2 separate regions of the Homo sapiens genome follow, and region 2 is linked to region 1. A link is an interaction called in ENCODE POLR2A ChIA-PET data of the cell type or tissue named here. Cell type or tissue: Panc1. All regions are shown on one strand.

What was found. ChIA-PET counts read pairs that join two places held together with the same protein. Peaks named below come from ENCODE experiments on the same cell type or tissue, not always from the same donor. Only the 100,000 strongest peaks of a DNase experiment are listed, where the experiment ranks them.
Region 2: POLR2A ChIA-PET joins it to region 1 with 15 read pairs; 2 of 35 experiments call an interaction of 5 or more read pairs at or near these places.

Annotation. Positions count from the first base shown.
Region 1 is chr3:183,743,143-183,751,142 of GRCh38, reverse strand. YEATS2 (YEATS domain containing 2) reads right to left here. Exons shown (of 31, transcript NM_018023.5): 9 at 3,427-3,471. Among named protein-coding and RNA genes, the nearest start is that of YEATS2, 49 kb to the right of the region's middle. In Panc1, no CTCF peak of the experiment used is centred here; no DNase peak of the experiment used is centred here; H3K27ac peaks cover 577 bases.
Region 2 is chr3:183,538,789-183,546,788 of GRCh38, reverse strand. All of the region lies in intron 1 of KLHL6 (kelch like family member 6), which reads left to right. Among named protein-coding and RNA genes, the nearest start is that of KLHL6-AS1, 5.9 kb to the left of the region's middle. RefSeq lists an enhancer at 5,701-5,810. In Panc1, no CTCF peak of the experiment used is centred here; no DNase peak of the experiment used is centred here.

The DNA of each region.
Region 1 (8,000 bases):
GGACCCTTACCTTACACTATATACCAAAATTAACTCAGGATCAAAGAACGAAACATAAAAGCTAAAACAATAAAACTCCTAGAAGAAAATGTAAGGGAAAAGCTTCATGACACTGAATTTGGTAATGGTTTCTTGGACACGACACCAAAAGCACAGGCAACAAAATAAAAAATAGACAAACGGGACATCAAACTTAAAAACTTCTGTGCATCAAAGGACACAATCAACAGAGTGAAAAGGCAAAAATATAACACGGAATGGAAGTAAATATTTGCAAATCATCTATCTGGTAAGGGGTTACTATCCAGAATATATGAATAACTCCTGTCACTTAGCAACAACAAAAACCAAACCACCTAATTTAAAAATGGGCAAAGACATTTTCTGAATGTCTCTGAATAGACATTTCTCCAAAGAAGATAAACACATGGTCACCAAACACATGAAGGGATCCTCAACATCACTAATGATTAGAGAAACACAGATCAAAACCACAAGATATCACATCACAAACAACAGAATAACTACTATAAATTAAAATACAAAAAAAATTAACAAATGCTGGTGAAGACGTGGAGAAACTGGAATACGTGTGCACTGTTGGTGGGAATGTAAAATGGTGCGGCTACCACGAAAAAATATAGCAGTGGTTCCTCTAAAAATAGAATTACCATAGGATCCAGCCAATTCCATTTCTGGGTATATACCCAAAAGAACTGAAAGCAAGGATTTGAATAGATACCTGTACACCTACGTTCATAGCAGCACTATTAACAACAGCCAAAAGCTGGAAGCAACGCAAGTGTCCATCAGCAGGTGAACGGATAAACAAAATGTGGTATATACATACAATGCAGTATTATTCAGCCTAAAACAGGAAGAGGGGCGGGGCACAATGGCTCATGCCTATAATCCCAACACTTTGGGGGGCCAAGGCAGGCGGACAGCTTGAGCCCAGGAGTTGAAGACAAGCCTGGACAACATAGTGAGACCCTGTCTCTACAAAAAATAAACAAGTAGGCCGGGCGCGGTGGCTCATGCCTATAATCCCAGCACTTTGGGAGGCCGAGGCAGGCAGATCATGAGGTCAGGAGATCAAGACCATCCTGGCTAACACAGTGAAACCCCGTCTCTACTAAAAATACAAAAAAAAAAAAATTAGCCGGGCGTGGTGGCAGGTGCCTGTAGTCCCAGCTACTCAGGAGGCTGAGGCAGGAGAATGGCGTGAACCCGGGAGGTGGAGCTTGCAGTGAGCCGAGATCGAGCCACTGCACTCCAACCTGGGCAACAGAGCGAGACTCCATCTCAAAAAATAAATAAATAAATAAACGAGTAAGTAAATAAATTAGCTGGTCATGGTGGCACACGCCCACAGTCCCAGCTACCTGACAGGCTAAGGACAGATTACTTGAGCCCAGGAGGTCAAAGCTGCAGTGAGCCGTGATTGCACTCCAGGCTGGGTGAGAGAGAGCAAGACTCTTTCTCAAAAATAAATAAATAAAAATAAATTTTTTTACAAAGGAAGGAAATTCTGACATACGCTACAACATGGATGAAATCTGAGGACATTATGCAAAGCGAAATAAGGCAATCCCAAAGAGACACATATGTTATGATTCCACTTATATGAGGTACCCTAGAGTAGTCAAATTCACACAGACAGAAAGTAGAGCAGCAGTTGCCAGTGCTGGGGGGGCGGGAGGAGTGGGTGGTCATTTTTTAATGGGTACAGAGTTTCAGCTCTGCAAGACGAAAACAGTTCTAAAGATGGACTAAGGTCATGGCTGCATAATAATGTGAATATACTTAATGCCACTAGACTGTACACTGAAAAATGGGTAAGACGGTAAATTTTGTGTTACGTGTTTTTTAAGCACAATTTTTAAAAAATATATGAACCGGCCGGGCGCCATGGCTCACGCCTGTAATCCCAGCACTTTGGGAGGCCGAGATGGGCGGATCACAAGGTCAGGATATCGAGACCATCCTGGTCTAACTCGGTGAAACCCCATCTCTACTAAAAATACAAAAAATTAGCCGGGCGTGGTGGCGGGTGCCTGTGGTCCCAGCTACTTGGGAGGCTGAAGCAGGAGAATGGCGTGAACCCGGGAGGCGGAGCTTGCAGTGAGTGGAGATCACGCCACCGCACTCCAGACTGGGCGACAGAGTGAGACTCTGTCTCAAGAAAATATATATACATTTTGAAAATATATATATATACACACACATATATATATGAACCAAGGCTGGGCGCAGTGACTCATGCCTGTAATCCCAGTGCTTTTGGATGCTGAGGTGGGAGGACTGCTTGAAGCCAAGAATTCGAGACCAGCCTGTGAACATAGTAAGACACTGTCTCTATAAAAAATGTAAAAATTAGCTGGGCTTGCTAGTGCAGGTGTACAGTCCTAGCTACTTGGGAGGCTGAGGTGGGAGAATGGCTGGAGTCTAGCAATTCAAGGTTGCAGTGAGCCATGATGTTACTGTACTCCAGCCTGGCTGACAGAGTAAGACCCTGTCTCAATTAAAAAAAGAGAAGAGAAAAAGAAGAAAAGAGAAGAGAAAAGGAGAAAGCCTGGTGTGGTGGCTCACGCCTGTAATCCCAGCACTTTGGGAGGCCAAAGCGGGTGGATCACCTGAGGTCAGGCAGTTCGAGAGCAGTCAGCAGTTCGAGAGCAGCCTGACCAACATAGTGAAACCCCGTCTCTACTATGAATACAAAAATTAGCTGGGTGTGGTGGCGCGTGCCTGTAGTCACAGCTACTTGGGAGGCTGAGGCAGGAGAATCGCTTGAACCCAGGAGGAGGTTGCAGTGAGCCAAGATTGCTCCACTGCACTCCAGCCTGGGCAACAGAGCGTCACTCCCTCTCAAAAAAAAAAAAAAAGGAGGGGAAGGGGAGGGGACAAGGGGAAGGGGAAAGGGAAGGGAGAAGGAAGGGAAGAGGAGGGAGGGGAGACAAGGGGAGAGGAGCCACAAGTTTCCTGGTAAGCCTGTGGAACTGTGAGTCTATTAAACCTCTTCATAGATTACCCAGTCTTCGGTAGTTATTTATAATAGTGTGAGAATGGACTAACACAGAAAGGCAAACTTTAAAAAAAAAAACTAACACTAATTTTTTCCCTAATTAAAAATGAAGATCGGCCAGGTGCAGTGGCGCACACCTGTGAAACCCTGTCTCTACTAAAAATATAAAAATTAGCCAGGCATGGTGGTGCGTTCCTGTAATCCCAGCTACTCGGGAGGCTGAGGTAGGAGAATCACTTGATCCTGGGAGGAAGAGGTTGCAGTGAGCCGAGATCATGCCACTGCACTCCAGCCTGGGTGACAGAGCGAAGACCCCGTCTCAAAACAAACAAACAAACAAAAAATGAAGATCAATTTTCATCCTACTCATTCCCAGATAATACTGTAGGAAAAAAACCTACCGTCTCTGCTCCAAGAGTCTGCAAGCCAGTATAAGTTCTATCCAGCTATGGAAAGACAAAAGGGAGAGTGTTAAATTTCACTGCACTTACTTACATATTATCATAGGATACAATCTTTATCTACAGCTCTTTTGCAAGTCTTCATACCATAGGATCTACTTTTTCATAATGTAAAATATAAATTCATCACTTCAATAAAAAATTGAGTAAAATCAATAAAAACCTCAGACATATAGTTACTATATTTTTAATATAAATTATAATTTTAAAAAACCTATTCTAAGGACAATGTAAAAATGGAGGAAGTTTTACACAAAAAGATGTTTACTGCAGCATTATCTATAACCAAACTAAAAACAACATAAAAATCCAGAATAAAGGAATGTGTAAGTAAACCATGGACCATCAATCTCTGAAATATCATGCAGCCACATAGATGAGGTTTGCAAAGACTGTGTACAGATATTTTAAATGACAGGCTATACATATTTTAAATGCATACATTCTTGGACACAATTATATACTCAGAGTATATTTACTAAGCACTTAAAAAAAAGAATGAAAACATAGGCAGTAGAGGCTATGCTAATGACTTCAAATATACTGGCATCATGATTTGTTTTTTGAGAGAGGAACACAAACTGAGGGTATGTTAATAATATAAACAAGAGTTTACAATTACACAGAAAAAGGTTAAGTTCTTATTTGTAAATTTATATTCCACCACTAAAAAAAGAACTTGTGATAACAATATAAACATGCAATAAGATTAACAGGGAAAAGTATTAAATTGGGTAGAAAAAAAAAAGAGAGGGAAAAAATGAAGCCAGGGTAGGTTAGTAAATACAAGGTTTTAAAGGCTTATGAGAGGTAGGTGTCACGTCTGGCTGAGTTTCTTAGCAGCCAACATAGAGAGGACAACTCAGTCAGTTATGAGAGTTAGTGTTCACAAGATAAAAAGCAATACAGGGTGGATTAATAGTGGTTCCATGGAAGAAATCTGGAGTTTTAATATTTAAACCTTAGCTAACAGTATGACTGCTAAAAAAAAAAAAAAAAGGTAATTTTAGGTTACATCCATTTTCACAGTCTCCAGAGCATAGAAATAATAGTCTCTCTGTAATCCGCACGGGTGTATCTTTCATTGTTGGGACCAAATTTCAAGAGGGACATTGGATAGGACAGAACTAGTATCAAAACAAGAAGAGGAACTGGAAAACAAAGCATACAAGAAATGTAACAGGAACAGGTTTTGCCTGGAGTAGAAATGATTTCAGGAGACATGAAGGCTATCATTAAACATTTTTAGCGTTCTTATAAAACAAAGCCTTATTCTGTATTATTTCAAAAATCAACAGCCTGAGGCCAGGCTTGGTGGCTCACTTCTGTAGTCCCAGAACTTTGGGAGACTAAGGCAGGCTGATTGCTTGAGTCCAGGAGTTTAATACCAGCCTGGACAACATGGCAAAAGCCTGTCTCTACAAAAATTAGCCAGGTGTGGTGGCATGTTCCCGTAGTCTCAGCTACTCAGGAGGCTGACGCAGGAGGATCTCTTGAGCCCAGGAGGTTGAGGTTGCAGTGAGCCATGATCGCCCCACTGCACACCAGCCTGGGTGAAAAAGGGAGATCCTATCTACAAAAAACAAACGAACGAACAAACAAAAAAACCAGCCTGGGCAACATGGCGAGACCTCAACTCTACAAAAATAATTAAACAATTAGCCAGGCATGGTGGCGCACGCCTGTGGTCCCAACTACTCAGGAGGATGATGCGGGAGGATTGCTTGAATCCAGGAAGTTGAGACTGCAGTGAACCGTGTTTGCATCACCGCACTTCAGCATGGGTGACAAAGCGAGATCCTGTCTCAAAACAAACAAACAAAACAGAAAAAAGAAACACTACGACAAAAGGACAAACGGGGTCAAGGTTTTACTAAATGGATCAATGTGTTGGCTTGGGAAGTGCTGTGCTCTAGGGTAATGGGTAAGGAGAGAGTAAATGACTACCTGTCAGAAATGCAGGATATAGTAATTTCACACATTCTAGGAACTTTAAATTTTATGTAACTCTAATATTTAGAGTATTTAATATTTAATGTATATTTACAGAATCAAATACACGTCATTATTTACTGTACAAAATACAAAGATCACTTCAGGCTTTAACAGCCAGGAAAAGCTACATAAGAACTTGAAGAATGCAAAGAATTCAGACAAGCATCTGAGGAGGGGAAGAGCATTAAAAAAGACCCAAGGAAAGACGGCCCAAGGCATCTCTATGACATGAATAGACTGCCATGGCTAGAGCAGAATGTTCATCAGGGGATTTGTGCGAGACAATCTAGGGGAAGTAAATCGAGTCAAAATGAGCCCTGAGAGCAGGTGGGGGCATTCGCACTTTAACAGGAATTCAACCAAGTTTTCTGAAAGGGATAGCAGAAAGGTTCTGCGGTTTTAAGCAGACTGATCAGATACTGTTGTGTAGGATGCCCTATGAAGAAAGGAGATGGATTTTTAAAAGCCTATCAGGAGACAGCAAAATAGCAGCCTAGGAATAGTGGGCAGGGGCCAGGGCGCGGTGGCTCACGCCTATAATCCCAGCACTTTGGGAGGCCAAGGCAGATGGATCACTGGAGGCCAAGAGTTTGAGACCAGCCTGACCAACATGGTGAAACCCTCTCTTACTAAGAACACAAAAATTAGCTGGGCATGGTGGCGTGCACCTGTAGTCCCAGCTATTTGGGAGGCTGAGGCAGGAGAATCGCTTAAGCCCAGAAGGTAGAGGTTGCAGTGAGCCGAAACTGCGCCACTGCACTCCAGCCTGGGTGACAGAGTGAGATTCTGCCTCAAAACAAAAAACAAAAAAAAAGAATAGTGGGAAGGGCGGAGGACGGAATGTAAAAGAGATTATGAAGAAAGAATGATGGTCTGCAACTAAACAAATATTTAGAAGAGGGAAGAATCAAAGATGGCTCCAAGAGTTAACTAAAAAATGACAGGAAAAATACTACCGTACAAAGAAGGATCACAAGGCTACAACACAGGTGTTTAGGGTCTCAAGGCCAATACACAGCAAAACAATAAAATGATGTTTTCCAGAAAACTGGTAGGAAACATTTTATTGTCATTTTAAAACACTTGTCTCCAATAATCTTCCACCAAAAGCTCTAAGTAATATGTACAATGTAAGATGTGAAAAGTACGTAAAGAATTCCTTTTGTTTAGAGACTAGGTCTGAGCCCAGTGCAACATAAGGTAGTATGTGCTGTGTTAAAAATAAGATTAAAAGAAAGTAAAACTGGCCAGGCGCAGTGGCTCACGCCTGTAATCCCAGCACTTTGGGAGGCCAAGGTGGGTGGATCACCTGAGGTCAGGAGTTTGAGACCAGCCTAGCCAACATGATGAAACCCCGTCTCTACTAAAAATACAAAAAAAAATTAGCCGTGCGTGGTGGCGGGCACCTGTAATCTCAGCTAACTGGGAGGGTGAGGCAGAAGAATCGCTTGAACCTGGGAGGCGGAGGTTGCAGTGAGCTGAGATTGCACCACTTCCCTCCAGCCTGGGCAACAGACCGAGATTCTGTCTCAAAAAAAAAAAAAAAAAAAAAAAAAAAAGCAAAACTAAAAGACTTTCCTCTAAGTAACAGGACAGTACTCTGCCCCTTAATAAAGTGGCTGTGTGCCCTTTTATTTGGTTCCAGTGCTTCTCTGAGGTCATAAGGCAACCTAGTCTTATGGTAATCTTTGGAAAATAACTTAAGCCGCAGGTTAAGCAGTCCCACCTATCACCAATGGAAGAGAAATTTCAGCATGGCTTAAGCTTGAAAGAGGTCCATTTGTAGAAGAAAGGGAATGAAAAAGGAATTCTACAGATATACTCAGCTTCAGTTAGCCCAGTTTTGGAAGCCATTAGTGGGAACAATGTGATAAACCACAAAGTAAGGGTGCTTTGGAGATGTACAGTATCAGGATTATGTCACATGTAGAGAAAATGTACACAAAACTATAATACTATAAAAAGGGTCTAAGGGAACACTAAGAAATGGTCTTTCCATTATAAAAATTGAATATGGGCCAGGCAAGGTGGTTCACGCCTCTAATGCCAGCACTTTGGGAGGCTGAGGAGGGTAGATTGTTTTAGTCCAGGAGTTTGAGACCAGCCTGGGCAACACAGTGGAAAAAAAACTCCATCTCTACAAAAAATAAAAAAATTAACTGAGTGTAGTGGCATGCGCTTGTGGTCCAGCTACCTGGGACGCTGAGATAAGAGGATCACCTGAGCCGGGGGAGGTCAAGGATGCAGTGAGCCGTGATCACGCCACCACACTCTAGCCTGGGCAACAGTGAGACTCTGTCTCAAAAAAATAAAAAATAAACGTTTATTTATATAAAATTGCAAAAATATTTGAGAAAACCAACCAAAAACAGGGCATGAGAAATAGTTCACAATGTCATTATTTCAGTTGCTCCAACTTTTTGGTATATTTCTTTTGTTTTATTTTTCTACCTTTCAAAGATCGTGGTTGACTTCATGTACATACAGTTTTATACAAACATACCTCAGAGATAATTGCA
Region 2 (8,000 bases), 200 kb after region 1:
ACGTCTACCGATCCCAGCAAGTTGTGAAACGCGAATAGTAAAATGGATTCATTTATTAATTTATTTGCCCCAACACTTTATGCGTGGTAATAAGTCAGATTTCTTGGTTCTGAGAAACAGAAATCAACTCTGGCTTATTCGAGAAGAGGAATTTATGTAAATGATAGTAGGAACTCATAAAATCCCCAAAGAAGTTTGGAGAACCAAACCCAGAAGACAAACAGGTGCAAGGGAGGCTAGACAGGGGCCAGGACCGCAGCCCGAAGCCACCCAGGACTCCTGTGGGGAGGACTTCCCTGCTGCTGTACAATGCTGGGGCCACAGCTGCACAGCTGCAGCCACTGGCACTGCTGTCAGGGCTGTCTCTGGAAGCTGGAGGCTGCTGCTGCTTGTCCTGCCTCCACCCAAGCAGGCTTTCCTCCGACTGGGCTTGTTGATATCAACGGCTTCCAATTCAAAACTATTTGCTAGGCCTGCAATATATGCAGAATAGATGTTAAAGTATCATGAAAACTACACAGTTATGAGGGGATTCCGTGACCCTTGTCACATAGGCATCAGAGATATGGATCCTGAGACCCAAATATGCAAGAAGGTAATTATTAGCACGTTCACTCCTCTGCTCCCTGCAAAACTGTGAGGAGCCCTGGATACACTTGTAGGGATGTGTGGCATGAAGGCATCATCCATCATGGGTGGACTAAAAGCAGGTTGAAAATGCAAGCCATGTGAAGGCAGTGACCACCTTATTCTTCTCCTCGATGCCATTGCAATGGCTGACACTCAGCAGACATCCTGTAAATGCGTGAAGTGAACGAACGCTTGGATCTTCCTCCTGCAGGTCCAGTCACTGATTAAGTAGCATCCTGGCCAGAGCAGGAAGTCCTCACAGAGTTGTGTGGGAAGCTATTGGGCAACTTTAGAAAAGGGAAAGATGATAAAATGTGGCTATCACAGGAAAAATGGGAAGGAACAGTTCCAAAATCCAAAATGCCTCAGAATATTATGGATTGAACCGGTCGCTCATGTGACCACCTGCATACAGATGTGCCATGCATACAATGTGACTCTTGCAGTTCTTTTGTTTTTTTGCACTGGGAGTGGGGAGAGGGGTTCTGCACCAGGGCAGAAGTGCCATTAGGTCCTTTGATTTTTCAAGGAAGTGTCATCTCTGTCACCCCTACCCATGATGTCTAAACTGAAAACAGGCCTCTTCATAGAGAGATCCACAGCATGTGGATATTATTCCAATCAAGATTAGAAAATCTATTCTTCAATTTTAGATAATCTTCCATGCAGCTCCCAACTAAAACACAACAGAGAAATATTTTCATCATTCATAGCTCAAGTTGTGAGCTTTATCCCTGCATCAAACCCATGGATATGCAACTGTCCCTCCATGAAAATGTTTTTTCAGGACAAGGGTCTAACATGGTAAGCACCAAACAGTCCACGAAAAGAGCTGGCCACATGCAGAGCCTTTGTGTTTTTGGTAAAACTGCCATGAGCGCAACATCCATTTGCGCTGCCTCATATTCCTTTATTGGTGAGCATTTTTTGGTTTCGAGGGATAGGAAATCAAGTCAATCAGCTTAGGCAAAGAGAAAGGTATTTGGTCACATTATCAAATCATAGGAAGGGCTGGGATGCAGCAGAGCCCAGGGAGAAGAGGAACCAGGCCCTTTCGTGCAGCCTGCGTGCTCTTTCTCCACCCCTCACTTGGCTTCTCTCAGGTTGGGTTTCTCAGGCTGACTTCTGCCACACGGTTGGGAGTTTGCCTATTGGCTGCTATGAGACTCCTAGCCTTGGCTCTGGAGGGAAAATGAGGGACTTTCTCTACCTGTGGCTTGAAAAACCCCTGGGAAAGACTCTGATTGGCTCAGCCCCATTCAGTTACCCAATCCTAGGCCAATCACTGTGCCAGGGAGGTGGGGCACAATGATCAGCCCAGCCTAGGTTAGGAGTCCACCCTTGGCTAAAGAGCTGTGCGTGTGTGTGTGTGTGTGTGTGTGTGTGTGTGTGTGTGTGTGTGTGTGTGTTTGAGAGACAGAGAGAGAGACAGAAGATAGAAAGGCGGAGAGGCCTGTAATGACGTGAGAGCTCCCGCCTGAATCACATGATTTGAGTGGGGCCTGGATGGGGAGAAGAGCATTTCCCGATATGGAGAGATGCTGGACAAAAGGAAAAATAAAGTCCGCTAAAGAGGGGTAACAAACACTGCTTTACTTTCTTATTAGCCAATTTGTCGCACTTTTGCCTTTGCTGTGACTGTCAGGAAGCTCTGTGGATTAACTTTCCTGAGCCTTGGTTTCAGAGACATATTCTCCTTCGACTTTAATTTCTTAATTCTTGTGTTCTTATTTTTATTGTTACTGTTTTGTGTTTTATGATCCCTCTGCTTCTTTTGTAAAAGCCTTCTTAAATGCTTTTGGTGAGGCCATCTCCACGTAAAGATAAGTCTCCTTTGCTGTGAAAAAGTATCACTTAGGCAACCTACATGTCCTCTGCTAGCTGTAAAGGTTAGCATTCTTTTACTGTATTTAACTTCTATGGAAAACGTTAAGGCCACCATAATTACAAGAGTGCTGATACTGCTATGGCTTTTTTTTTTTTTTTTTTTTTTTTGAGACTGAGTTTCGCTCTTGTCGCCCAGGCTGGAGTGCGATGGCCTGATCTCAGCTCACGGCAAACTCTACCTCCCAGGTTCAAGCGATTCTTCTGCCTCAGCCGCCCGAGTAGCTGGGACTACAGGCGTGTGCCACTATGCCCGGCTAATTTTGTATTTTTAGTAGAGATGGGGTTTCACCATGTTGGCCAGGCTGGTCTTGAACTCCTGATCTCAGGTGATCCGCCTGCCTCGGCCTCCCAAAGTGCTGGGATTACAGGCGTGAGCCACCACACCCGGCCTGGTGCTACGGCTTTAAAACACAATCAAACCAAAACTAACAGGTTGCATCATAGCCCTTTCTGAAGAGATGCTCTGGGATCTACAATAAATAATAGACACTCAGCAGGTTTGCATATAATGATTCAGGTCCAGGGTCCAGTAAGACCTTATTGGATTGAAAAGATCATGTGTCTTGTAGAGTAAGCTCAGGTTTATGGAGGGCTGAGTATCAAGGGCCTTTTGGTGTTGGGGGAATTTTGGGAGAGGTGGAGGCCCAGTGGATAACTCCTGGAAGGTGGAATTTTATTGTATTATTGTGTATAGCGAACGCAACACAAAAAAATAGGACAGAAGAGAACAGAGATTAGGGAAAGTTAGGAAAGTGTCAGGTGACTAGCAGTGTCTTTAAAACTCAGGATAGCAGGCTGGGTTGGCAGACGATGTCTGTCTCATTAGCAGGTGGGCCTGGAAATGGAGGGGGAGAGAATTCTTAGTAACTGCTATGAAAATCCTCACTCCTCCCATGCTCCTCCAGTGTACCACCGATGATTAGCAGGCCTTCAGTTAAGGAGCACTGCATAGTATTATCTCTCTCTCTCTCTTTTTTTTTTTTTTGAAATGGAGTTTCGCTCTGTCGCCCAGGCTGGAGTGCAGTGGTGCGATCTCAGCTCACTGCAACCTCCATCTTCTAGGTTCAAGCTATTCTCCTGCCTCAGCCTCCAGAGTAGCTGGGATTACAGGTCAACACAACAAGATAGTTTTTGTATTATTAGTAGAGATGGGGTTTCGCCATGTTGGCCAGGCTGGTCTTGAACTCCTGACCTCAGGTGATCTGCCCGCCTCAGCCTCCCAAAGTGCTGGGATTACAGGCTTGAGCCACCTCACCCAGCCAGTATTATCTCTCTTAATGTGCAAATACCTGGAGGGGAAGGAATGCAAAATGTTAAACTTTCAGAACTACAGTGCTGAGTGGACTTAGTGAATTTCCATCCATCTGTCCATCCATCCATCCATCCATCCATCCATCCATCCATCCATCCATCCATGTATCCATCCATTTGACACAAATTTATTAAGTGCCTACTCTGTGGCAGGCACAGAGTTTACAAAGATGAATAAATTATGGTTCCTGCTTGACCTGGAAATCATCATCTAGTTAGGACAGAGAGATAAGTAAATTGATGTTTACTGTACAGGGTGATAAGTGCTATGATGCAGCTCTGCACAGGGGTTATGGTGGAGCTGGGGACAGGGGCTGTGAGAGGTTTGCTACATGGGAGCTATAGGAGCTTACAGAAGGGCATTAAATCAGACGGAAGAAAGAGCAGTCTGAGAAGGCTTCCTGGCAGAGGTGATATCTGAACGGAGTTTTGAAGGATGAGTAGGCATTGGCCAGAAGGGGCCAGAGGGGAGAAAGGAGAAGAGAGGAGCATTCCAGGCAAAGAGAAGCACATCCGGGAAGGTGCCACGCAGTGTAACCACAGGTAGAAGAGTAGGTTGAAATAAAGGACATGCACAGGCCAATAAGGCTGAGAGACAGGCATGGTCAGACCGGGAAAGGTTTTGTTGGGTGAAGCTGTGGAGTTTGAAACATGACTTACAGATAGTGGGAAGCCGTGGAAGAGTCTTTAAGTAGGAAAGAGATGTGATCCAAGATCTCCCTTAAAATAATCCTTTGCACTGTGGGTATGGAGGGTCCCATCAATCTAGGCAGACCCTTAGGTAAGTTGCAAGAAATTTCAGTGAGAGGAGATGAGGGTTGGAATTAAGGTATAGGCAGTGTGGTTGGGGAGAAGGCCTCCAGCAACATTCACATCCTCTCTGAGGGCCTGCAGGGCAGCCGGACCACAGAGAGCATGAGGGAGAGGCAGCGCTGCCCAGCAGGGAAGGGTAGGGGGAAGTGAGGTTAGGAGGGCTGGAACACAAAGCAAACTGACTCCACTCTTTGCTGAGGACCAGCTCTGAGCCTCAAGATTGGAAAGAGAAAGAGAAAGTGGTCTGACCTTATCAACCCTTCTCCTGCCCAGGCTATCCCGTTTTAGAGCAAAGCTCATAAACAAAACATCTCAAGTTCTGGACTTGCAATTCTTGAACACCTTGGAGATAGAGCCACAGCTATTATTAAAATATGTTCCCCTCTCTTATCCACATCTCTGATAGAGACCACTGCTGGCTTTTAGGGTGCCTTCCTTTGGTTTTTTTGTTTGTTTGTTTTTGTTGTTTTGTGTTTTTTAGAGGCTTGCTATGTTGCCCAGGCTGGACTTGAACTCGTGGCCCCAAGTGAGCCTCCTGCCTTGGCCTCCCAAGTAGCTGGGACTACAAGCATGTGCCACCACACTCAGCCCCTTCCTCTGAATGTAAATAAGTTACCTGGGAGGACCAGTTAGAAATGGGGGCCCCTTTCTGGGGGTTGCAATCCACGTTAGTGCACAAGGCTTGGCAGGTGTAGGGGGCGCTGGATTTTAGCTCAAGTCAAGCCTGGCCTGTGCACTCCTGCGTGTAGCCCAACTGTGGCAGCTCCTCCTTCACGTCTAGATTCATAACTGCTCCCCATCCCCAGCTGGAGGAGCTCCTGTCTTCTGTCCCTTTCCCTCTGGATTCTGTATCATGAAAGCCCAAGGGACAGGCCTGGCAGTCCAGATTCCTCTGTGGCAGCTGGCGGAGGGAGCAGCCTAGAACGCACATAGGATCATCTTTGCCTGTCACAAGGGATACCTTTTATGACTGGAGGAGCCTTAGCATTTGAATACCTTGGGGTAAAGACTGGGGCCAGTGCCAGCTTGCAAGTTTCTAAGTGGTTAGAACCAGGGAAGGCTCAGAAAAAATCTTTAAGCAGAGGCTGATCCCTAACTTCTGGACAATGACATGGTCACAGGGAAGCCACAGAGTCCTGGAGGTGGGAGTGGAAAGTGGAAAAAGAGGGTCATGTGGAGCCTCCGGGCAATAGCCTGGTCGGGATGTGGTGGTGGACGGCGAGCGCAAATGCGGACCCTGCTCCAGGCCCAGAGGGGAAGTGAGAATCTGAGCCGACCTCGTTGGTTTGTGAGGGAAGTGGGGTTTTGTTAGGGGAAGCCAGGTTTCATCTTCAGGAAGGAGGTGGAAGATGTGTAAAAACAAAAGCAGACAAAGGTAAAGAATAATCACCATGTTTTGTAAGTTAAACTCTCAGGTAGGAGAGCTTAGGGTAATCATCAATGGGGCCGGGTGTGGTGGCGTGTGCCTGCAGTCTCAGCTACTTCGGAGGCTGAGGTGGGAGGATTGCTTGAGGCCAGGAGATTGAGGCCAGCCTGGGCAACAGAGAGATCTTGTCTCAAAACAAACCAACAAGCAAACAAACAAACAAAAACGGGCCTGGAGTTCCAATTCAGAGAATCGCTGGGATTTCTTTTGTCCAATTGTATCACTCCGCCCTGCGAGTGACAGACATTCAGCTCAAACTGGTCCAAGCATAAAGGGGAAAAAATAATTTATTTGCTCATGGAATTAAAAAAAGTCTGGGGTAATGGTTTCAGGTATAGTTGGGTCCTTGTGCCCAAAGTAATGTTACCATGACTCAGTTTCTCTCTCCTTCTTAGTCCCGCTTTCCTCTGTGTGGGTTTCTCTCTCAGGGAATGTATTCACACATGAGGACAAGCAGGTAGCCAGCATCTCCAAACTTTCATGTCCACCAGCTCAGCAATTCTAGTGGGAAGAGACAGCTTCTCTTTCTCAGTAATTCCAAAGAAAGTTCTGGAATTGGCTCCAATTGAATTGGCTTCTTCCTATTCCCATCCCTGAACCAATCATTGTGGCTTGGGCTTGGACGGTGGGGTGTTTCCCAACGGAAGATCTGAGTACTCCTGCTAAAAGAGACAGGAGTAAGTTGGGCAGACAAAACAAAAACTGTCCATTGTATCTTTGTGACTGTATCGTCACTAAAGCCTGACCACAAGTATATGTTGTAATTGATGTTCTTTCTTGTCTGATCTTGCAGACAGAACAAGTCCTTCTTTCTGTCATAAACTTGGATGGCAGAATTTCATGGCAAGCTGAGGCATCAGCAATGGTCTGGTGGGACTTGGAGGGATTCTGCTTCCCTAGGAACATGGCCAGAGTTTTCTTCTCCACAGGGGCCGTGGGCAGTGTCCTTGAGGAGTGGTGAACTAGGGCAAGAAGCTTGGCAGAAGGGAGTTGTTTTTTTGTTTTTTTTTTTTGAGATGGAGTCTCACACTGTCACCCAGGCTGGAGTGCAGTAGTGCGACCTTGTCTCACTGCAACCTCTGCCTCCCGGGTTCAAGCAATTCTCCTGCCTCAGCCTCCCGAGAAGCTGAGATTACAGGCACCCGCCACCACACCGAGCTAATTTTTTGTATTTTTAGTAGAAATGGGGTTTCACTGTGTTGGCCAGGCTGGTCTTGAACTCCTGACCTCGAGATCTGCCAGCCTCGGCATCCCAAAGTGCTGGGATTATAGGCATGGGCCACCGTGCCTGGCCCACAGAAGGGAGTTATTCTGAGGCCTGCTGATGCTTAGAGTCAGATCGGGGCAGCTGTAGGCTTCCAGCTCCTCTGTCAGTTTGGAGCAAAGCTGGCAAACGGAATGGGATTGCCACCTGATTCGGGAGGCAGCCATAGGCCTCATGGAATTCTAGGAAGGCTGTGTCTTAGAAGATGAAAGGAAGGATCCATAGTGAGGGAGGACTTTCCGAAACATATCTTCCCTAGCACTATGGCCAATTGTTTCCATGACCTTGATCTTCATTCAGTCTCCTTCTCAGGAGGAAGTAGGGGTGACCTCTTTCTAGGGCAGAGGTTCTCAAAGTTTGCTTTGCAAAGGAATTATGAGTCGGAGCCAGGGACACCTAATTAAATACATACCTCCAGCCCTACTGCTAGAGATTTGGCTTTAGTAAGTCTAAGGTAGGTGGGGTACAGGATTCTGTATTCTGAATAAGCAACCCAAGGTTCTGATGCAGCTGGTTCAGGGAACACATTTTGAGATCCACCTCTTGAGGCTGGAGTATCTGAGGCCAAGGATGTAAGCAGGACTCCAGTATTGAGACAGGATCCATATGATAAAACTTAGGGGACAGCTTGAGCTCAGAAACAGGGCAGAGCTGAATGTTTAAGTGCTT